2 separate regions of the Homo sapiens genome follow, and region 2 is linked to region 1. A link is a loop called in an ENCODE intact Hi-C map of the cell type or tissue named here. Cell type or tissue: gastrocnemius medialis. All regions are shown on one strand. Each heading gives the region's core, and the rest is flanking DNA. Links, peaks and the distances in the headings are about the cores only. Region 1 overlaps LOC107985014 (a long non-coding RNA gene). Region 2 has its middle 120 kb from the start of HS3ST3A1.

What was found. Hi-C counts contacts between places; a loop is a spot of excess contacts. Peaks named below come from ENCODE experiments on the same cell type or tissue, not always from the same donor. Only the 100,000 strongest peaks of a DNase experiment are listed, where the experiment ranks them.
Region 2: a loop joins it to region 1, with 2.0 times the contacts of the local background. A loop is called at or near these places in 2 of 110 quality-filtered maps.

The regions. Positions count from the first base shown.
Region 1 is chr17:13,768,992-13,781,371 of GRCh38, reverse strand. It overlaps LOC107985014 (a long non-coding RNA gene), which reads left to right. Exons shown (of 3, transcript XR_007065628.1): 2 at 3,345-3,407; 3 at 3,636-4,744. Among named protein-coding and RNA genes, the nearest start is that of HS3ST3A1, 170 kb to the right of the region's middle. RefSeq lists an enhancer at 8,383-8,552. In gastrocnemius medialis, for the core only: no CTCF peak of the experiment used is centred there; a DNase peak (open chromatin) is centred at 4,887.
Region 2 is chr17:13,716,769-13,726,457 of GRCh38, reverse strand. No RefSeq gene overlaps it. Among named protein-coding and RNA genes, the nearest start is that of HS3ST3A1, 120 kb to the right of the region's middle. In gastrocnemius medialis, for the core only: no CTCF peak of the experiment used is centred there; a DNase peak (open chromatin) is centred at 4,557; H3K27ac peaks cover 793 bases.

The DNA.
Region 1 (12,380 bases), core at 1,752-9,751:
TACATCATTGATATGGCTTGGCTGTGTCCCCACCCAAATCTCATCTTGAATTGTAACTCTCACAATTCTCACATGTCATAGGAGGAATCCAATGGGAGGTGATTGAATTATGGGGGCAAGTCTTTCCTGCACTGTTGTCGTGATAGTGAATGAATCTCATGAGATCTGATGGTTTTAAAAATGGGAGTTTCCCTGCACAAGCTCTCTTTTTGCCAGCTGCCATCCACGTAAGATGTGACTTGCTCCTCCTTGCCTTCCACCATGATTGTGAGGCCTCCCTAGCCATGTGGAACTGTAAGTCCAGTAAACCTCTTTCTTTTGTAAATTGCCCAGCTTCAGGGATGGCTTTGTCAGCAGTGTGAAAACAGACTAATACAATCATGTATCAATTGACTTAAAATATCTCTTTTAGCATATACTAAATAAGTGGGTTAGTTTCTGGTCCTTATTTACAGTACATTGATTTCACTGTTGTATCTTATATTTTGCCTAAACTTGTGGGACTTCACCCTTCAATAGAGTAGTTTAAGCATTTACTGTCAGTCCTCTATACCAGTGGGGGATTGGTTCCAGGACCCCCAGGATGCCAAAATCCAAGCATGCATAAAAAATGGCATAGTATTTGCATATCACCCACACACATCCTACTGTGTCCTTAAAATAATTTCTACATTACTTATAATATCTAATATAATGTAAATGCTATGTAAATTTTTCTTATACTGTTATTTTTATCTTTTTAATTATTGTATTATTATTCTTTATTGTTCATGTCTGAATATTTTAAATATGAGGTTGGTTGAATTTGCAGTTGTGAAACCTGTAGATGCAGAGGGCCAACTATACATTTAATGTAATGAGTGTTATTTTTTCTTTTATTTCTGTAGTTTTGTACTTTATTTTTAATGTTCTCTTATTTTTCCTTTACTTTTAATTTTTTGTTGTATGGGCTGTAATTCCTTTTCGTAACCACCTTTTCCTCTAGTGACTTAGAACAGATACATTCTGTTTTTGCTTCATTGCCATCGATAACCTAATTGGCAATAACAAGTGCAAAACACTCATGAGTCCTCTTTATATAAAATGAAGAAACTAACACTCTTATTTAACTTCTTACTTTGCTCTGCCATCTCCTAGGTTTTGGCTGACAGATAACATAGGGCAGTGATCAAAGGGTTTACCTTCTCTGTGCCTCAGCTGCCCCATCTCGAAAGTGGGCATAATAGTATCATAGGGTTATTATGAAAATAAAATGACATAGTGCACAGGATGCATTTACAACAGTGCCTAGCACATGGTAAGTCAGCAGTAACATTGTAATGATCAGTAAGATTGAATACATCCTTTAACTTTTTAAATGATAATCATTACTTTACATCATGAAACTTTTTATTCATTAATTACTTTTACAGCCTTATCTGGGGAATTATTTAGACTTTATGTTTTACTTTAATAGTTTTCTCACCTACTCTCAATTCTTTCATATCATAGTTTTCTATGTGAGGACTCTTTATTGTGATCCATCTACTAGTTGATTGGAATATTTCTTTGGGTAATTTTAGGTTATACATGTATTATAGTTATATTAAGTTTGTAAGGGCCAAGGGGAAAAAAATAATGACTTTTACAAATTCAGTTGATTTTTTCTTTCATAAAAAAATCATTAGGCAGTCTGGAGCTGCTGTGGAAGTTTAGTTTCACAGTCATCAGGATGCCCATCTTATTTTCATTTTCATTCCTAAGTAACAAAATGGCTGCTGCAGCGCCATCTATCACATCTTCTTCCATCCAGCATGAAGGAAGAAAGCCCAAAGAAGAGGTTGGACCCTCCTATTAAGGAATCTTCCTAGAAGGTGCATATACCTTGTTGGCTTATATACAATTGGCTAGAACTTAGTTACAATGCGAGGGAGGCCATGAAGCATCTTCTTCACTCTGACTAGCCATCTGTTCAGCTAGACATTTATTTCTGGGATAGAAGAAAATAGATATTGAGGTCAATTATCTGTCTCTGTCATTCTGCCCTTTTGACCACCTGAATATCCAGGTGCATTTGTTCCATTCCTTTGGCATATTCCTCTTCCACAGGGAGACAGTCCCAAGTCCTATTTAGTTAGGGCGCTCAACTCAAACTCCATGATTGCAGGATGATGTGCAATCTTCTCCATGTCTGCTATGGCTCCTCATCAATCAGTGTCTAACCCCAAACACACATTTCCTGTCCTTCCATATCTAATCTATATCAGTGAAGGAGAAATATGATGACCAAAACAAAAATGTATTCTTGGAGAAAAAGAATTGGAAACACACAATAGTTACTGAGCAGTGGCTACTGTGTGATCCTAATTCTGTTCTTCCTTCCAACTGGATCTATAGCAATGAGCCATGCCATGAAGTAGCCACAGCAAAGACCCTCCTACCTGGCAGGTCGGTCGATGGCTTGGTGGTCCCATCCTGCAGCCTCAGCTTCTGCTCCTTGCTTTTTGTCCTTGGTGGTCATATCTGGGGTGGGCTTTGGAAAGGTTGATCTTTCTGGGGGCTGTGCCCTTTATTCGCTCTCTTCCTGCTGGTGCAGTTTTGAGGGCCTGGGAGTTGCTTAGGGGTTGAATGATTACTGGCTTTTGAGGGTAAGCTTGTGATTTATTTGGATAGAATTCCCTTAATAATTTAGTAGATTTCCTGTTTATTTGCTTCCCATCAGTTGCATGTGTAAGTAACTACTGCCAAAGATCTTGTTTCCATATAGTTTCCAAACCGAACTCTGTGCTCTATGCAACCCTCCTCTCAATAGTGACCTTGAAGTTGTCTAAAACAACAGGCTTTGGGGATAATCCTGGGTAATCTTACCATTCCTACCAGGCTAGAACATGTCATCTGCTAGGGATCCCGTAATGAAAGATTTTTGAGCAGAGATTTGGGACCAAAGTTTTATATCTTGCTAATTCCAGGACTTCAAGTCATTACTTAAAACTGCTTCAGTTTGGAGTTTAGGAGAAATTGGTTTTTGTTTGTTTGTTTGTTTGTTTTTAGCCCTGTAAGGGTTACTAAACTCTCAGTCTACTAAAATTGAAGACTACAAGCAGAAAATGTTCCTCCTGGAGAAGCTGTATTCCCTTCCAAGGGCTTGCAGCCCATCCCATTGTAAACTGGCGGTCATCTGTCTCTTGTGGGTGTTGTTAAGACTGGTAATGGCAGCCAACACACCCACATTCTGACTGTTTCTGACCATTTTCCCTAATTCCTTCTCTACTTATTGAGTGCGCTATTTCCTTTCTTTTCTTTTCATTTTCTTTGAATCCCTCAACAGTGTCCATGTCTTATATTTGTCCCCTTCCTTTCCACAGTCATCCTCTCAGCTCTTAATCTGGGTGTCTGGTTACCAGTTCAGAAGCCGAATAACGAGATAGGTGGGTGATGCTTCAGCAATTCATCCTGGCATTCTGGCAGGATGAATTCCTCTCTGCAGTTCTTCTCTCTATCTGGCCAACTGCTGTAGTGACCACTGCCTGCTGCAATAGGGAATCTTGCTTTGGAGAGAATCCTCTATCCTGCCTCCATTGCCTTTGCTGGTGCCTGGCTTCTGGCCCAAGTGTTCTGTCAAGGCCAGTTGTGAATTCCACATGTCTTCTTCTCAGGCACTGCCACTCCTTATGCCTAGAGGCAGGGGTGGGGAGGAGGAGAATGACTGTTTTGTGGAAACCCCCAACTCAGAACCGCACAGATGCCCTGCAGTTCCACCTCTGCATGGTAGCCAAAGAGAGTCCTCTAAATGAAGCAATCTCTTTGAGCCTCTCAGCATCCCCGCACTTCCAGCATCACTCAACCCAGAAACAATAGAATCTACAAGGGGACTCCCTACATGTTTCTTATGAGGTCAGAATTGCCATCCTGGAAAGGTGAGTTACAGTGCTGCCCAGGTGATTCTTGTGTGTTACTCTATGTTATATCTATTGTATAATCTCACATTTAAATAGCACCATTCCTTTTATTGCAATGCTTATGAAAACTTTCCTTGTTTTTAGGTTTCCTTCGTCAGTCCAGGCAGGACTGTGCGGTTGGAAAAGGGACGGATGCTGGTCCTGGAAGGGGCGTCGTTATCTAGAAGCTCCCAACCTAAGTGGGTGACTCATAGGGAGGGCAAGGAGAGAAGGACACAGCAAGCAACTTACATGTAAAACAAGACGTGTGGGTTATTATGGAAGAAATTCACAACCAAACTTGGGGTTAGCCCGTATTGTTTTCCAAGAACTCTATGTGGACAGTGACAAAAAACAGACCTAAGAACTAGCAGACTGGGCAAAGCTTTTTCACATAACAACAACAAAAAAAGCAATTCCTCAGGAAAAAATGGTCAATGGGTCATTGTGTGTAGACAAAACTACAAGTTCTGCTCCAGACTCTGGGGAAACCATGCTGCCATCTTCAAGCTGTGGCCATTCTGTAATACAGACTACGCTAAATCACATGTTGTCATCAAGGCAGAATATTTTGTTCCTTTATGGGTCAGCCTGGGATACAAAATTAGAGAAACTTTGCAATGAAAAATCCCTTGTGTCTCATTGAACTTTTTCCTTAATTCAAACCTTTCCTTTCACAGTTTTGATTAGTGCCTTTGCCCATGTGGACAATATTTTATGATCAGGTTTTAAGAGTAATCCATCCATGGCTGCTTGGCTGCCTGGAACTTAAAACAACGACAACAACAATGTCCAGATAAACCCAATAAAATAGGTTTTTAAATGTGTGTGTGTGTGTGTGTGTGTGTCTGTGTGTGTGTGTGTTGTGCTGATCTTTAGCCTTGAAGCTTCACTCTTTCCCCTCTTCTGAAGAAAAGGTGTTTGCAGGGTGGCTGAACTTGCCAAACGCTGACGCAGAGTAGATCCAGCCTGGCAGCTGTCTACAATTCCTTGATGGGCCTCTTCTACAAAGAAGATTGATGTGAGTCAGCAAAGCCCTCATTAAGTGAGTCACATCATTAATAAAAGGCGCAGATTGCAAAGCGGTGTTTATTTCAGTGTTGATAGAAACCAGGACACAGTGGCCTTGAATCAAAAATAACCTTGGGCCAGACACATTGAACTTGGATCAGATCTGAAATCCCAGGCATTCATCCCTCCCTGAAGGCAAACATACGTCCAGATGATACCGCTGCCTTCCTTGTTGTACAAATGACTTGCTCCTCATCACCAGCATTTACCTTGTGCTTGACAGTTTGCAAAGCCTGTCCACTTACAAACTCTCTTGTTCTGACATGAGTGAGCCTTAAGCAGTGATTAAGTGCTCTTGCTCAGGTGTCGAGCAGTCCTGGGTCAGAATCTCAGCTCTACCATTTTGAAGCTGTGTGAACTTGGTTAGCTCATTTAACCCCTCCAAGGTTCAGACGACACTAAATAAACTCTAAGTACTCTTACTACACTAAGTAACCCTCTCTAATTTCCTCATGTGGGCCCAGTGTCCTTAGACTCTCCAACTTATGGGTGAGGATAATAATAATATCTCCACCATACAGCATGAAGATTAAACAAGGTAATAAAATTAATGAAATAATTGCAATGTGTGGCACATCATAAAGTTCAAGAAATGTAATAACCCTGAGATTTGGATAGCATAGGCGTTATGCTGATTAATAGATGAGGAAACAGGAGCTGAAAAAGTTTACTCATTCAAGGTCATAGGGTTGGGACTGGATGCCACCACAAGTTGAAACAAGTTCTCCTGACTTCAAAGTCAGTGTTCTTTCAAAGCCACCCATGGCACAGGTATTTGAACAACAGGCATATTTTCTCTTGCCCTATTCACTTTCCAGGAAATGAAATTGTATCATACTTTCCTCCTGGCTCTCATTGGTTTACCGTTTTGTCTGTATTCACTTTGATTTCTATGTCAGCTGCTGCAACGCTAGTGAAAAAGACAAGGTCCTTACCCTCAAGATGCTTGCTGCCTAGCAATTTGTTACCATCAAGCCATGAGGCTGTTGTAAGTTGTTGTGATGGCTGATATGCCAGACATAGGATTAATACCTCTTCAGCCTTGGTTGCGGAGTGAGGGTGATCATTGGTCTGGCATTTAGTAGGTGGCCCAAGAAATATTTATAAACTGACTGCCAGCCTTTCCTTGAGCAGGGAACATGGAAACTGAGGGATAAATAGGAGTTAGCTAAGTGAGAAGCAACCAGGTCAGGCAGGAGGGCTCCAGGGGAGAGGGCATGACATGTGCAGGGAGCCGCAATTGAAGTAGGTGCAGGGGCCAGGAAGAGGAGGGTGAGCTGCGCTGGGGAGAGGCTAGGGAGGCCTGTGGTGAAAGGCTGTGTAAGCCATGTTAAGGATTTTGGACCTTATTCTAAAGGCATCAGCTGCTTCGAAGAAGAACATTTTGACTTGGGTGATTTGATACCATTCTGGTGACATCACCATGTTTAACACAGGAGAATCTGATGCAGGAGTAAAAGCATAACCATTAATATGTGAAAGCACTCTTTCATTACCAAACAATGCACTCTAGATTATACATGGTATATATGATTCTTAAGTCATGCCCAGGCAGGGAATAAATCTGTTAAAAGTTTCAGTTAAAAGCTCAATAATTATAAAAATATTAGAAGAAAATGTAGGAGACTATTTCTTCAATCCTGGGATAAATAGATAGAAAAATAGGCAAACATAAAAAATGTGTCTACATAAAGTCAAAACTTCCCTGAGATTCCACAAAAGAACTCTAAAGAGCTAAAACATAAACAGCGTGCTACAAATTTTTGTAACACACATGACAAAGGATTACTACTCTAATGCATGAATGGTTTGTAAAAATCAAAGGGAGCAAGAAGACCAGCTGAGTAGATTAACAGATAGCTGGTAAAAGAAGGAAGACATGGGGTTCTTGAGGGCAGTGAATCGCATTTGGTTCAGTGATGTATTCCTATTGCTCGGGAAAGACCTGGTGCACGTATTCACCAGTCATTCATATTGAATGAAAAAATATAAGAGGATCTTTAGCTTTAGTGGCACTTTCTTTTGTTTGCTTGTTTTGAGAGAAGTTTGTTGCCTAGGCTGGAGTGCAGTGCCATGAACTTGGCTCACTGCAACCTCCACCTCCCAGACTCAAGCGATCCTTCCACCTTAGCCTCCTGAGCTGAGTAGTACTTTTATTTTTCGATTTTATTTTTAAAATTTCCACAGCATATACACTGCAGAGTAGTACTTGTAAAAGAATATTTTAATAAACCCAGAAGATGTATTTTTTAGTCATTAATTACTCAAGATTAAAGATATTGGTAATATCCAATCAGATTTAGAGAGGGTAGAGGAATTTTCAACTGTCATGCACATTTTTCAATTTTAAATTAGACATCATCAATCCCCTACAAAAGAGGGACTGACTAAATACATTAGAACACATCAGGTATAGAATGAAATAGTATGCAACCCTTCACACTCTTTGTATAGATCTGTATCAATTTAGCTTGAAAAGTTACGTATGACATATTTGAAACTGAAAATTAAAATTGACAAACTATAAAAAGAATAATTTAATTGTTTCACCATTAAGTATGACGTTTGCTATAGGTTCCTAGGATTATCATTTAGTTAGTTAGTAAAATTTCCCTCTGTTTCTAATTTATCAAAACTTTTTTTAATTTTAATGTTTAAATCCAACATTGCTGATGAGAGCATTGGTATTAATTCAGTCTTTTTCCCTCATAGGTATCCTTTTCTCTACCTCAAATTTTATTATTCTAATAAAAATTTGCCGCAATGTATCTCAGTGATGGCCCTTTTTCATTCATTCCTTCTCAAATATTTGATGAGCTCTTAATTCTTCGATATTTTTTCCCATCACTACTTCTCACATTTGCTTTCCTCCTTTCTTGGATCTATCCATCATTTATCAAGATTTATAGTTATTTTTTTCTTTCTTTGTGCTAAACATCAGGTCAAGTTTTAGGCTGTATCTAGGAACTCAAGAATTTATTCTTCTTTGTCTGTATCCATGATACCATTTAGTCCACATTTCTGAGATTTTAATTTTAGTGATAGCATTTATAATTCACAAGCTGTCTCATTGATTCTCTCTTCCTTTTTAAAAAGGTCTGTAATATCCACTCTATGTCTGTGAAGATTGCAATTAAAAATTTAAACTATTGTTCTCATTGCTCTATTAAATCTGTTCCCTGGAGTATTGTGTCAGTCAGCTATTGTTGCAATAATACTGCATAACAAACAATCCTGAAAAGTAGTGACTGACAATGATAAGCATTTATTTTTCTTGCTCACACATCTGCAGACTAAGGTGGCTCTACTCTAGGTGACATTTAGCTGGGCTGGGCTTCTGCATTTGGGTTGGATTCAGGTTTGCCCCACTTCACACTCTCCTTGGACAAGCAACTACGTGGGTGCATGTTCTCCTCCTGGTGAATGACAGGAACACAAGAGACCAAGTCACCTGGTGCAAGCATGTTTGGAGCCTTGGTTCACTGCCACAACCACTAAAGGTGACTTTTGTTGGTATGTTCAGTCTTGAATTTGATTTTCCTAAACTATTGTTTCTGTTACTGCTGTATCTGTTAAGCACTGCCTGTTTGTAGGGGAGGGTAGAACTTGGTGCTGGATTGGGTCTATGCCAGCCAGTCTCTAATGATTGTGTGGGAGGCGCTGTCCATGCCCTCCTGTGCCTCTGTACCACACACTGTTCTGGTGCATGCTCTCTTTTTAATGTACCTTCCCCCGAGTCTCAGCCTAAGGGCTTTCTTTGACCATGGTAACTTCGTCAGTCTGTGCTTGGAGCAGGACCAGAAGACATGAGTGGGTGCCCAGCAAGTTAACATCCCTAGCAGCAGCCCTCAACCAATCATGGGCCGGACATGGCATATGAATACATCAATTTACTTTTAACTGAGTGGGACAACTCAGAGGTCTGTATTATATAGCCTCACAGACATCCCCAGCAGGATTAAGCCCGTTGCTTATGATGGTGACCTGCTCTTCAACACACTTTCTGTCGAATACCTTCCTTCCTCCTCTTACTTCCCCACTCTCCTACAGGTGATCTTGAGGTTACTTCCAAAATAAATAACGTACATGCCAATTCTTCTCTCAGTGTTTGCTTTTGAGAAATCCAGCTCAAGAAAAAAATGCTTATTTTGACAATAAAAGGTAATTTAAGAATTACAATTCCTTCTTTATACTTTCAGAATTCTCTGAATGCTGTACAATGGGTGGGCAATACAGAAAAAAAACAAACCATCACTACCAACAGGACAATCTCCTGTCATATCACATTGCCATGAATGTCTCCTGTTTTTTCTTAGAAGTAGAAAAAATGCAAAAATCAGATAAATTAATATACTGTTTTCCCAAAAATACCAAGCAACTTATTTTGGTATTTATGACCCAAATTGTAATTTGGAAAATAAGTTGAACTAAATAGAAAAACATGAGCAAGAATTTCAAATGTGATAGATTTCCTACAGTTTCATCTCAAAAGGAGAACCTGGAGGAAAAAAAAAACCCTCTCTTGTTTATTTAAAGTTCACCAGCTTAATGGGGAACATCATGTTTATCTCAAAAGAACTACTGGGTATGAAGCTGTAACATCAGTGGAGATGTCAGACACCATGTCTATCTGCCTCCCTCCTCTCCATTCAGGGCCTGTTAATCCTTCCAGGACCATGGAGGAGCTGCTAATCCATCAGTACAACAAATTCAACTTCATTCTCTGACAGCCACTGGGCCAGGTTGGAAAAAGAGTACAGTAAAAGACACACAAATCTCGGATCTCAAGACACTGGTGCTCCACCAGTGATATGGTTTGGCTGTGTCTCCACTCAAATCTTGTCTTGAATTGTAGTTCCTACAATCCCCATGTGTTGTGGGAGGGACCAGGTGGAGATAATTGAATCATGGGGGCAGTTTCCCCCATCTTGTTCTTGTGATAGTGAGTTAGTTCTCCTGAGACCTGATGATTTCTTTTTTTTTTTTTTTTTTTTTTTTTTTTTGAGACGGAGTCTCACTCTGTCTCCCAGGCTGGAGTGCAGTGGTGTGATCTTGGCACACTGCAAGCTCCACCTCCTGGGTTCAAACCATTCTCCTGCCTCAGCCTCCCAAGGAGCTGGGACTACAGGCACCCACCACCGCACCCAGCTAATTTTTTGTATTTTTTAGTAGAGATGGGTTTCACCATGTTAGCCAGGATGGTCTCGATCTCCTGACCTCGTGATCCACCGAGATCTGATGGTTTTATAAGGGGCTTCCCTTTCACTGGGCACTCATTCTTCTCCTTCCTGCTGTTATGTGAAGAAGGATTTGTTTGACTTCCCCTCCCTCCATGATTTTAAGTTTCTTGAGGCCTCCCCAGCCCTGCAGAACTGTAAGTCAATTAAAGTTCTTTCCTTTATAAATTACCCAGTCTTGTGTGTGTGTTTATTAGCAGCATGTTGAGAATGGACTAATACAGTAAATTGGTACCAGAAGTGGGATGCTGCTCTAAGGATACCCAAAAATGTGGGAGTGACTTTGGAACTCGGTAACGGGCAGAGGTTGAAACAGTTTGGAGGGCTCAGAAGAAGACAGGAAAATGTGGTGAAGTTTGGAACTTCCTAGAGACTCGGAGGGCTCAGAAGGCAGGAAAATGTGGGAAAGTTTGGAACTTCCTAGAGACTTGTTGACTGACTTTGACCAAAATGCTGATAGTGAAATGGACAATGAAGTCCAGGTTCAGGTGGTCTCAGATGGAGCTGAGGAACTTGTTGGGAACTGGAGTAAAGCTTACTCTTGCTATGCAAAGAGACTGGTGGCATTTTGGCCCTGCCCTAGAGATCTATGGAACTTTAAATTTGAGAGAGATGATTTAGGGCATCTGGTGGAAGTAGGCAGCAAAGCATACAAGAGGAAACAGGGCATAAAAGTTTGGAAAATTTGAAGCCTGACAATGTGATAGAACAGAAAACCCCATTTTCTGGGCAGGAATACAAGCTGACTGGAGAAATTTGCATAAGTAACAAGGAGCCAAATGTTAACACCAAGACAGTGGGAGAAATGTCCCTAGGGCATGTTAAAGACCTTCATGGCAGCCCCTCCCCTCACAAGCCCTGAGGCATAGGAGAAGGAAACAGTTTCCTGGGCCAGGCCCAGGGTTCTCCTGCTGTGTTAAGCCTAGGGACTTTGTGTCCTATGTCCCAGCTTCTCCAGCCATGGCTAAAAGGGGCCAAGGTACAGCTCAGACCATGGCTTCAGAGGGTGCAATCCCCAAGACTTGTGGCTTCCACATAGTGTTGAGCCTGCAGGTGCACAGAAGTCAATAATTGAGGTTATGGAACCTTCATTTAGATTTAAGAGGATGTATGGAAACACCTGGATGTCCAGGCAGAAGTTGGCTGCAGGGGCAGAGCCCTCAAGAAGAAACTCCACTAGGGCAGTGTGGAAGGGAAATGTGGGGTTGGAGCCCCAGTGCCGAGTCCCCACTGGGGCACTGACTAGTGGAGCTGTGAGAAGCGGGCCACAGTCCTCTAGACCCCAGAATGGTAGATCCACCTGCAGCTTGCACCCATGTGCCTGGAAAAGGCGCAGAAACTCAACACCTGCTCATGAAAGCAGCCTAGAGGGGGGCTGTACCCTGCAAAGCCACAGGGACGGAGCTACCCAAGACCATAGGAACCCACCTGTTGCATCAGCATGACCTGGATGTGAGACAAGGAGTCAAAGGAGATCATTTTAGAACTTTAAGATTTAATGACTGCCCTATTGTATTTCAGACTTGCATGGGTCCTGTAGCTCCTTTGTTTTGTCAGTTTCTCCCATTTGGAATGGGTGTATTTACCCAATACCTGTACCTCCATTGTATTTACGAAGAAACTAACTTGCTTTTGATTTTACAGTCTCATAGACAGAAGGGACTTGCCTTGTCTCAGATGAGACTTTGGACTTGGACTTTTGAGTTAATGCTGGAGTGAGTTAAGACTTCTGTTGGAAGGGTATGTTATGTTTTGAATTGTGAAGACATAAGATTTGGGAGGAGCCAGGGATGGAATGATATGGTTTGGCTATGTCCCTACCCAAATCTCATCTTGAATTGTAGTTCCCATAATCCCCTGGTCATGAGAGGGACCAGGTGGAGATAATTGAATCATGAGGGTGATTTCTCCCATCCTGTTCTTGTGATAGTGAGTTAGTTCTCATGAGATCTGATGGTTTTGTAAGAGGCTTCCCCCTTCACTGGACACTCATTCTTCTCCTTCCTGCCATCATGTGAAGGACATGTTTGCTTCCCCTTCCATCATGATTGTGATTTTCCTGAGGCCTCCCCAGCTCTGCAGAACTGTGAGAAAATTAAACCTCTTGCCTTTACAAATTACCCAGTCTCGGGTATGTCTTTATTAGCAGTGTGAG
Region 2 (9,689 bases), core at 1-8,000, 53 kb after region 1:
TGTACTAAGCTCCAATTTTGGGGCTCACATGTCCTCCATCAGTATCAGCCATTATCCTATAGCAAATGTTACTGCTGAAGAGCTAATTCTATCCCATCCCATACATTTAGTGACTGAAGACCTGATTCTTTTTTTTTTTTCTTTTTTTTTTGAGATGGAGTCTTACTTTGTCACACAGGTTGGAGTGCAATGGCACTGTCTTGGGTCACTGCAACCTCCGCCTCCTGGGTTCAAGTGATTCTCCCACCTCGGTCTCCTGAGTAGCTGAAATTACAGGCACCCACTGTCATGCCCGGCTAATTTTTGTATTTTTAGTTGAGATGGGGTTTCACCATGTTGGCCAGGCTGGTCTCAAACTCCTGACTTCAGGTGATCCGCCCACCTTGACCTCCCAGAGTGCTGGGATTACAGGCGTGAGCCACGTGCCCGGCCTTAAGATGTGATTCTCTTACAAGTTTCTTATAACTCTTTAGGAAAGGTAAGCTTACACATGTAATAATAATAAGGTGACAATAATGTAGAATCTGTTTTTAGAAGGGTGAAAGGCACAAGTGCAATCTAGATTTTTCAGAAAAAAAATGCTGGAGGGAGTTGAAAGGGTCAAAGTCTCTGGAGAGTGTGCGTTTAGGAAGCCAGGACAAGACGAGTCACTGGAAGGCTGTAGTCTGGCTCTGCCCTCTCTGGGGTATGCCATGTGCTTGTGCTCTAAGGATGTAATCAGTGTGGCTTTCTGTGAAGGGACTCCCTTCCTGGAGCCCCTGCTGTCCCCTTGGGGTGCCTTGCCTTGAAAAGCTTTTCCACTGGATACCTGTAAATTCTGTCAATTCCTTTCCTCAATTCCTGGAGTTTCTCTTCAAATGCCACCCAGTCAGTGGGGCCATCTCTCACCCCTTTATATAAAAACAGCAGACCACACCTTTACCCCAGCTTATCTGTCCAGCAAGCCCCATCCCCCTTGCCTTGAATTAGCTTTCTTTATTGAACTTTGCATCTTCTGCCATGCTACAGATTACACTTTTTATTTGTTTATGTCTGTCATTCCAGGAGAATGTAAGTCATTTGAGAGCAAGTACTTTGGTCACTGCCCTGTCTCCAGCACACAGAATAGTTATTGAAGACCCTCACTAACATTTTTTGAATAAATTAATAAGTGATAGTGACAGACTTAAATATCAGCTTTTTCTTTGAACATCATAGATATTTAAAAATTGTATTATTCTATTCATAAAAATCTGGTAAATTTTGATAAGTATGTTGAAAGAAGTATTTGATTATTCAATGAACATAGTTAAATTCTATTAAATATTTTTAAATGCATTTATAAATTTAACATGCTCAATTTTCTAATTGTCACTAACAAACAAAGCTTCTCCAACATAGTAGACCTAATAAATTCAACATAACTGTAGAAAACCTTAACTTTTCTTAAATGTTTTAGTATTATGTACAAAGTTAGCAAAGTTTTTACGTATTTCAATCAATGTGACTAAAATAAATTACAGTTATAAAGTTTAAATTGGGATCACAAGACTAATCTGTCATATTAGTCAGCATGCCAATTGCTCTTAATCATCAGAAGTACTTTACAAATTACGGGTTCACAGATTATTCCTAAATTTAATTAAACTCATATCATGAAAGTGATTTATTCCTTCCCTGTCCTTTCTAGGATATTAAGATATACCCACTAAAGAAACAACATGGGCTGGGTGCAGTGGCTCACGACTATAATCCAGCACTTTGGGAAGCCGAGGCGGGTGGATCACCAGAGTTCAGGAGTTCAAGACCAGCCTGACCAACATGGCGAAACCCCGTCTCTACTAAACATACAAAAATTAGCTGAACGTGTTGGCACACCTGTAATCCCAGCTACTCGGGTGGCTGAGGCAGGAGAATTAATTGAACCCAGGAGGCGGAGTTTGCAGTGACCCGAGATCATGCCACTGCACTCCAGCCTGGGAGACAGAGTGAGACACTGTCAAAAAATAAAAATAAAATAAATTAAAATAAAATAAATAAATAATTTTTAAAAATAAAATAAGAAACAACATGATAGTGAGTTGGGGTTACCATCTTAATGGGTGGAGGTTCATACAGGTCAGAAAATTTAAGTCAGGATGTGAAATCTGGTAGTCCCCAAAACATTCAACACTATTAAACCTTATTGTTTCTTGTTTCGTTTTGTTTTTGAGACGGACTCTCACTCTGTCGGCCAGGCTGCAGTGCAGTGGCACCATCTCGGTTCACTGCAAGCTCTGCCTCCCAGGTTCACGCCATTCTCCTAGCTCAGCCTCCAGAACAGCTGGGACTACAGGCACCTGCCACCACGCCAGGCTAATTTTTTTGTATTTTTAGTAGAGACGGGGTTTCACCATGTTAGCCAGGATGGTCTCGATTTCCTGACCTCGTGATCTGCCCGCCTTGGCCTCCCAAAGTGCTGGGATTACAGGCGTGAGCCACAGTGACCTGCCTAAACATTTTTGAATATTCATTTTCTCCAAGTAGTGGGGGTCTCACAGCCCTCTACTGCTCAGAGAAAAGCATGTTCTTGGGATCAAGACACATCCAAGATACATCATTCTTCTTTCTGACTTTAGGGAGTCTTCTCCTTGCCCCCTTCCTCTCTTCCACCATCCTTCACCAACCAAGGTTGCTTTATAATTAGATGGAATTATTCAACTGATCTATCTCTTCCTCAATTTTATTTTGAGTTTTTTTGGTATTCTTTTTTTCTGGCTTATTTAAAATTCTTATTTGCATTTCAGTGGCATTCTGTTGGATTCTATATCTCAGTTGGTTTTCTGTCTCATGTTAAGGTCAGGGTAATAAAGACTGCAGTCTGCTGTGCACAATGTATGGCTCAAAAACCTACATCCAACTTTTCATTTTGCCCCAGTTCCTTCTCTGCCATGCCATCATAGTTTCCAAATGCACTTTCCTTCTCAGTTTTTTTTTCTCCAGGGGAGCTCTAATTCCATATTTCATTACTTTTCAGAGCAATTCCAGAAACCAACTTTTGCTACTAAGCATCTTATTGGGGTCTCAGCCTCAAAGTAAATCTCTCAATGAATACAAGAGAAATTTTGATCAATACTATTTCCTCCAGTTTATTTCAAACAAATGGCAAGAGGGATTAAATAATATATGTCAAAATGTTTAGTCTGGGCTGTGAGATCACAAGTGATTGTTATTTTCTTTTATATTCTTCTACAGTAAATATGTATGACTTTTATAATAAGAAATGAAAAAATATACTATGGATTTGAGCCTCAAGTTGGACTCATTCGGGGATTCAGATGTGTCTGGGCCTGTTTCAGAAAACTTATGGACAAAATAGCAAACCATGATCTTTACAGTAAAATGGTATTTCCAGGAACAATGTAGTAGATGTTAACCTCAAATTCTGGGGCGCTCCAGTCATACGGTTTGTTGAAGGGAAAAAGAGCTGCTTCATTAAATGCAGTAGCATCCTCTGCCTCATGGTCTCTCAGAGCCCACAGAGACTATACACAGCCTGGGACTGGGGGTAGCATTGGCACTTGGTGGGCATGGGGGTGCAAGGAGGGTCTGTGGTACCTGGTGGAACCACCGAAGGAGAGTGAGGAAACACCAGGCGACAGAAGACAGACCATCGACAGTATTCTGGTGGGGACCACGGGGCCCGTCAGAGTCATAGAAATAGCACTTTTTCAGATCTTATGTGACGCTTCCTGGAAACTCTCAGAAAAAACATAGAGGACATTACAGTGCTGAACACTGGAGGTCTTGATTCTAAAGATGAGCCCAAGAATTGGCACTGTTAGTTGGATTAATCACTGATGATGCTATGATCCCATCTTTATCCGCAATGTGAAAGTTTAGGGGAAATTAGGCTTAAATTTTTTAGAAAACCTGTGGGTCTTCTATATTCTCAGTACTGAGATATACACAGTGATACGAAGCTGAGTTAGCCCAGTTCTTGACTCAAAAAATTCACATCAGCAAGATGTCTGAGACGTGTAGATCTGTGCAGTACATTAGATGACACAATTATGTTTGAGGAGTGCCACCCCTGGTCTCAATCAGTTGCTTAATACAAATTAATGGGCAGTGAATGTACTGTTCAAGAAATAAATGTCAGATGAATTTTAGAAATAATAAATGCTACAATGTTCTACAAGACAGAGGAAACAGACTGACCTATTTTAAAGCCGTAACCATATTGAAATAACTATGAAATGTTCTTTTGTAAGTGATATCTGTATATTTCATGCGGTAGAGAAAGGCCTCAGCTACTAAATGATGTAGAAACTGTGCTCATAAATATCAGATGAAGTAGAAGTGATGGTAACAAATTCTCAGTGGTCGAGGTAAGAAGTTCAATGGTAAAGAAAGGAAAGGAATAAATATTGCATGGCAATTGTGAACCCAAACCTTCTGCGGATAGACAACCTTGGCATAGTTGTCCTGTGACGAGGGAAGTGAGGATGTAAATAATGCCAACAGGCAGAGGGTAGGCTGGGGAAAGTCTCCGATCTGTCTCTCCAACTCAGCAGGCTCTTTTCACCTTTGCCAAGAACGATATGTTCTTACACTGATCCTGCCACACGAATTATCTGAGGGCAGCCTAATGCTTTCCTAAGCACTAGCATCTCCATCAGCAGCCTTCAAGGAATGGTTCCTAAAGAGATGCCAAGTTGAGTTGTGAGTTTCTTTTGTGTGGGTTTCTGAAGGCCTGGCAGGTAATTCAATCAAGTTCCACTCCCCACCTACCCCATTTTCCTCTCACCCTTGCCCTACCTGCCAAGAAAGAAAGATAAATGGAAACCAGAACTAACTGAAAACTATATGGAGTATTACATTCCCATCACAGATTGTTTCAGCCTAAGCCCCTGAGATTTGGGTTGTTTTGGGTCAATGCCAGTCCAGGGTTTCTCTGAGGTGGCTGTGGACAACAGCTGTCTTACGGGTTTTTAGTCTCAAAGACCCTGAAATACATGCAATGCAACTCCTGACCCCTGACCCAGGGAAAGGAATCAGGTGGGATTGTGTCTGCCTCACAGAGTCCCTGCTTAGACTGCCTTCAACTCCTTATCTGCCATGGAAAAACACCACAGAGTGTTAATGACCCCACATAGTAAGTTGCTTTTAGGAAGAATGAGTACTGGCCAATAGAGATAAGCAAACAGGAAGAAATGAAAGGAGTGTACTTTTTATAAAGTTCTCCTTGAATCCTTCATTTAAACATTTAACGTATATTTATTGAGTACTTCCTGTATGCCACAGCTGTGATAGATACTGAGGCAATAATGATGAAAATTCTTGACATCTGACAGCATGGATTTCATAATATAAAATTCCAATCAAACGTTAAGTTATTACAGGGCAATGTTTTGCACAAGAAAGCAGGAGAACTGACAGAAGGCAGTGATTGGCTTTTCCTATGGAAGTTAGGGCAAGCTTCATTTACAGTAATATTTGACCTGATGCTTGAAGGATAAATAGGCATTAATGTGTCAGATGAGAAGAGAAGATCCACGAGGAGAGAAGAGTATATGAAGAGACCCAGAATCATTAAGCAGCATGCAGTTCTAATTCAGGGATTTAAAAAAAATCAACTTTATGGGCTTTAAGGATAGATTTTGTGCTACCGAATTGTAAGAGATGAGCCTGGAAAATTAGACACCAGATCACACCATTCTATATTCTGTAGATAATAGTGTTTCTGAGGACAGAAGGAGCATTAATGATTATTAAGGAGGAGAGAGGCATGATCATATTTGCATTTTATGATGATCACTTAATAGTTATATACGATGTGGTGGATAAAAAAGGCTGGGACACCCTTAGGAGCCTCTTGCAACAGCCAACCAGGAGGTGAGCATTGTTTGAAGTTGGGCATCCTCAGGTAGGAGAGTAAGGGGCCTATGAGTGTGGTGAGGGAACTTAACGTGGTGAAAGAGAAAAAGGCCACAGGTGTGGGCTCTTGGTCTCTTATTGTTTGTAAAATTTTATGAAATTCACTTAAACTTCTGATTGTCAGTTTAACCCTCTGTTGAATGAGGATAGCACAAGCTCCACCTTCCTCACAGGATTGTTTGAGGATAAAACTGAGACAATGGATGCAAAACTGCTTAGTACTTTATAAAATGCCGAGTAAGGGTTGGGGATGATTAATATTATCATAGGCAATAATAGATATAATATTACTTCAAATTTCAGACAGAAAAATGCTTGATTTTCTCTCCAAAATGTGGGTCAACACATCTGTGTTTGGGATTTGTTGCTGTTGTTGTTTTTGAGACGAAGTCTTGCTCTGTTACCCAGGCTGGAGTACAGTGGCACCATCTCAGCTCACTGCCATCTCCGCCTCCCAGGTTCAAGCAATTCTCCTGCCTCAGCCTCCTGAGCAGGTGGATTACAGGCATGCACCACCATGCCTGGCTAAGTTTTGTACTTTTAGTAGAGATGGGGTTTCACCATGTTGGCCAGTCTGGTCTCCAACTCCTGACCTAAAGAAATCTGCCCGGCCGGGCGCGGTGGCTCACGCCTGTAATCCCAGCACTTTGGGAGGCCGAGGCGGGCGGATCACGAGGTCAGGAGATCGAGACCATCCCGGCTAAAACGGTGAAACCCCGTCTCTACTAAAAAATACAAAAAATTAGCGGGGCGTAGTGGCGGGCGCCTGTAGTCCCAGCTACTTGGGAGGCTGAGGCAGGAGAATGGCGTGAACCCGGGAGGCGGAGCTTGCAGTGAGCCGAGATCCCACCACTGCACTCCAGCCTGGGCGACAGAGCGAGACTCCGTCTCAAAAAAAAAAAAAAAAAAAAGAAATCTGCCCGCCTCAGCCTTCCAAAGTGCTGGGATTACAGGCGTGAGCTACTATGCCTGGCTGACACACCTGTGTTTGCATCCTCCCTTAATATGCCAGGACTTTGGAAGCCACCACTAATTTATTTTTCCGTAATTGTGGAGTCGTTAGTTTTATACAGTAATGGAATCTTTGGCTGTGCAAATTTCCATTGCTTACACAATCCCCAAAAGACCATACACCATTGATAGTAATGCTAGTGATACTAGGAATGGAGATACCGCCGTTTCCCACAAGGCAGATGTCTTCCACATGTATACAAAATCAGGTCTTCAGGCATGAATATACATGGGGTGCACCTCAAGGTCCCCCATTCCTGATGATCCTGTGTAGGAAGAAAGAGGGGTCAAGGAGACATTTGGGCACTTAGACAAGAAGACAGAGAAAAAGGGAAATATTTTTCTTTTCCAAAGAAGTGGAGAACACAGATTTCTCAGGTGATCTGCAGTGGAAAGTGTTACGAAGCAAAAGGTGAAGTTAGTGAAACATCTTTTCCATACTTGCATTTCTGTCTTCAACTTTTCCTCTTCCTCTCCTAAATGAGTGCATTCACATGGAGCTACTTTGTCTGTAAGTCTAACAGAAGCAAGTGTTATAGAGTGGCTGGGCTGGAAGAAACCATCCAGTCAATGGCAACGCCCTTATAAAATTATAGACACTGAAGCCCAGAGAGGAAAAGTAATTTGATATTATATATTCATCCATTTAGTCTGTAGGACTAGTAGTTGTTGTTTGTGTCTCTAAGCGGGGAAGAGATCAAGAGTTTGTCAGAATTCAGCATAATCAAACCTTTAGTCGTCATCTACAATGGTTGCAGCCATCTCCCTTGTTTCTCAGGGGAATCTTTGTACAGAGGGCGTATCAGGAAAACATATTCCCTATTGCTGTGTTGGGATCCATTACATGAATGGTCCCACTTCTTCATTTCTCCCTGTACACATTTGCCATGCAACTTTGCAGTACCTTCCAATTGTTTTTCTAATTGAGCTGAAATTCACCTAACATAAAATTAATAATCTTAAGGGGTACAACTTAGTGGTAATTAGCACATTCACAATGTTGTGTGGTCGCCGTCTCCATTTTGTTCAAAGCATTTTCATCGCACCTCCCAAAAATCCCATACACATTAAACAGTTCTTGGCAATCACTCATTTGCTTTTTCTTTTCTATTGATTTACCTATCTGGATATTTTATGTAAATAGAATCACACAATATAGACTATTACGTCTGGTTTCTTTCACTTACATAATTTTTTTCAAGGTTCATCCACATTGTAGTATGTATCAGTATTTCGTTCCTTTTCATGACTGAATAATATTCCATTGTGTGTCTATTCATTGGTGGGCATTTGAGTTGTTTCCACCTTTTATCTGTTGTGAATAGGGCTGCTATGAACATTTATCTACAAATGTTTATTTGAACGCTTGTTCAATTATTTGGGGTATATAGTCAAGGATGAAGTTGCTTGTCATATAGTAAATCTATGTTTAACTTTTTGAGGGACTTCCAAACTGTTTTTTGCAATAACTATAATAATTTTTATATTTCTGCCAGCAATACACAAGGGTTTGATTTCTTCATGTTCTCACCAAAATTTATTTTGAACTTTCTGAAATAGCCATCCCAGTGGGTGTGTGGTAGTGTCTTATTGTAGTTTTGATTTGCATTTCCCTCATGACTAACAATGTTGGACATCTTTGCATCTACTGTTGGCCATTAGGATATCTTCTCTGGAAAAATGTCTAATCAAGTATTTCATCCATTTTTTTTTTTTTTTTTTTTTTTTTGAGACGGAGCCTTGCTCTGTCGCCCAGGCTGGAGTGCAGTGGCACGATCTCGGCTCACTGCAAGCTCCGCCTCCCGGGTTCAAGCCATTCTCCTGCCTCAGCCTCCCGAGTAGCTGGGACTACAGGCGCCTGCCACCACGCCCGGCGAGTTTTTTTTGTGTGTGTTTTTAGTAGAGACGGGGTTTCACTGTGGTCTCGATCTCCTGACCTCGTGATCCACCTGCCTCGGCCTTCCAAAGTGCTGGGATTACAGGCGTGAGCCACTGTGCCTGGCCTCTTTTGCCCATTTTTAATTGGCTTGTTTTTTTTTTTAGCTGTTGCATTGTAGAAGGTTTTTAAGTATATATTTGGAATACCAGGCTCTTGTCTGATACAAGATTTAAAAATACTTTCTGCCATTCTGTTGGTTGCATTTTCATGTTCATGATAATGTCTTTTGATACACAGCATTTTTAATTTTGACGAAGTCCAATTTATCTATTTTTTCTTTTGTTTTCATACTTTTGGTGTCATAGCAAAAATGCATTGCTAAATACAAGCTCATAAAGATTTATTCTATGTTTTGTTCTAAGACTTTTACAGGTTAGCTCTTACATTTAAATCTTTGATCCACTTTGAATTAATTTTTGTGTGTGGTGTGAGGTAAGAGTCCAATTTCCTTATTTCTCGCATATAGATATCCAGTTGTCTCTGTAACATTTGTTGAAGATACTATTCTTTCTCCATTGAATGGCCTTGGGACTCTTGTCAAAAATCAGTTGGACATGGATGTACAGGTTTACTTCTGGACTTTCTATTCCATTGGTCTATGTGTTTATCCTTATGCAAGCACCCTACTCTTTTGTCCATACCCTTCCACTTCTGTGGGTGACTGATTCTGCCCCTTGACCCTAAGCTGTGCCATATGGTTTGTTTTGGTCAATGGGATGTGGGCATATTGGCACAAGCAGAGTTCTGAAATGGGCTGTTCCCTGGGACTTGTTCTCTCCTGCCTGTGCCATCACCATGAGAACACACCCAAGCTAGCTTGATGGTAGAAGAGACACAGGAA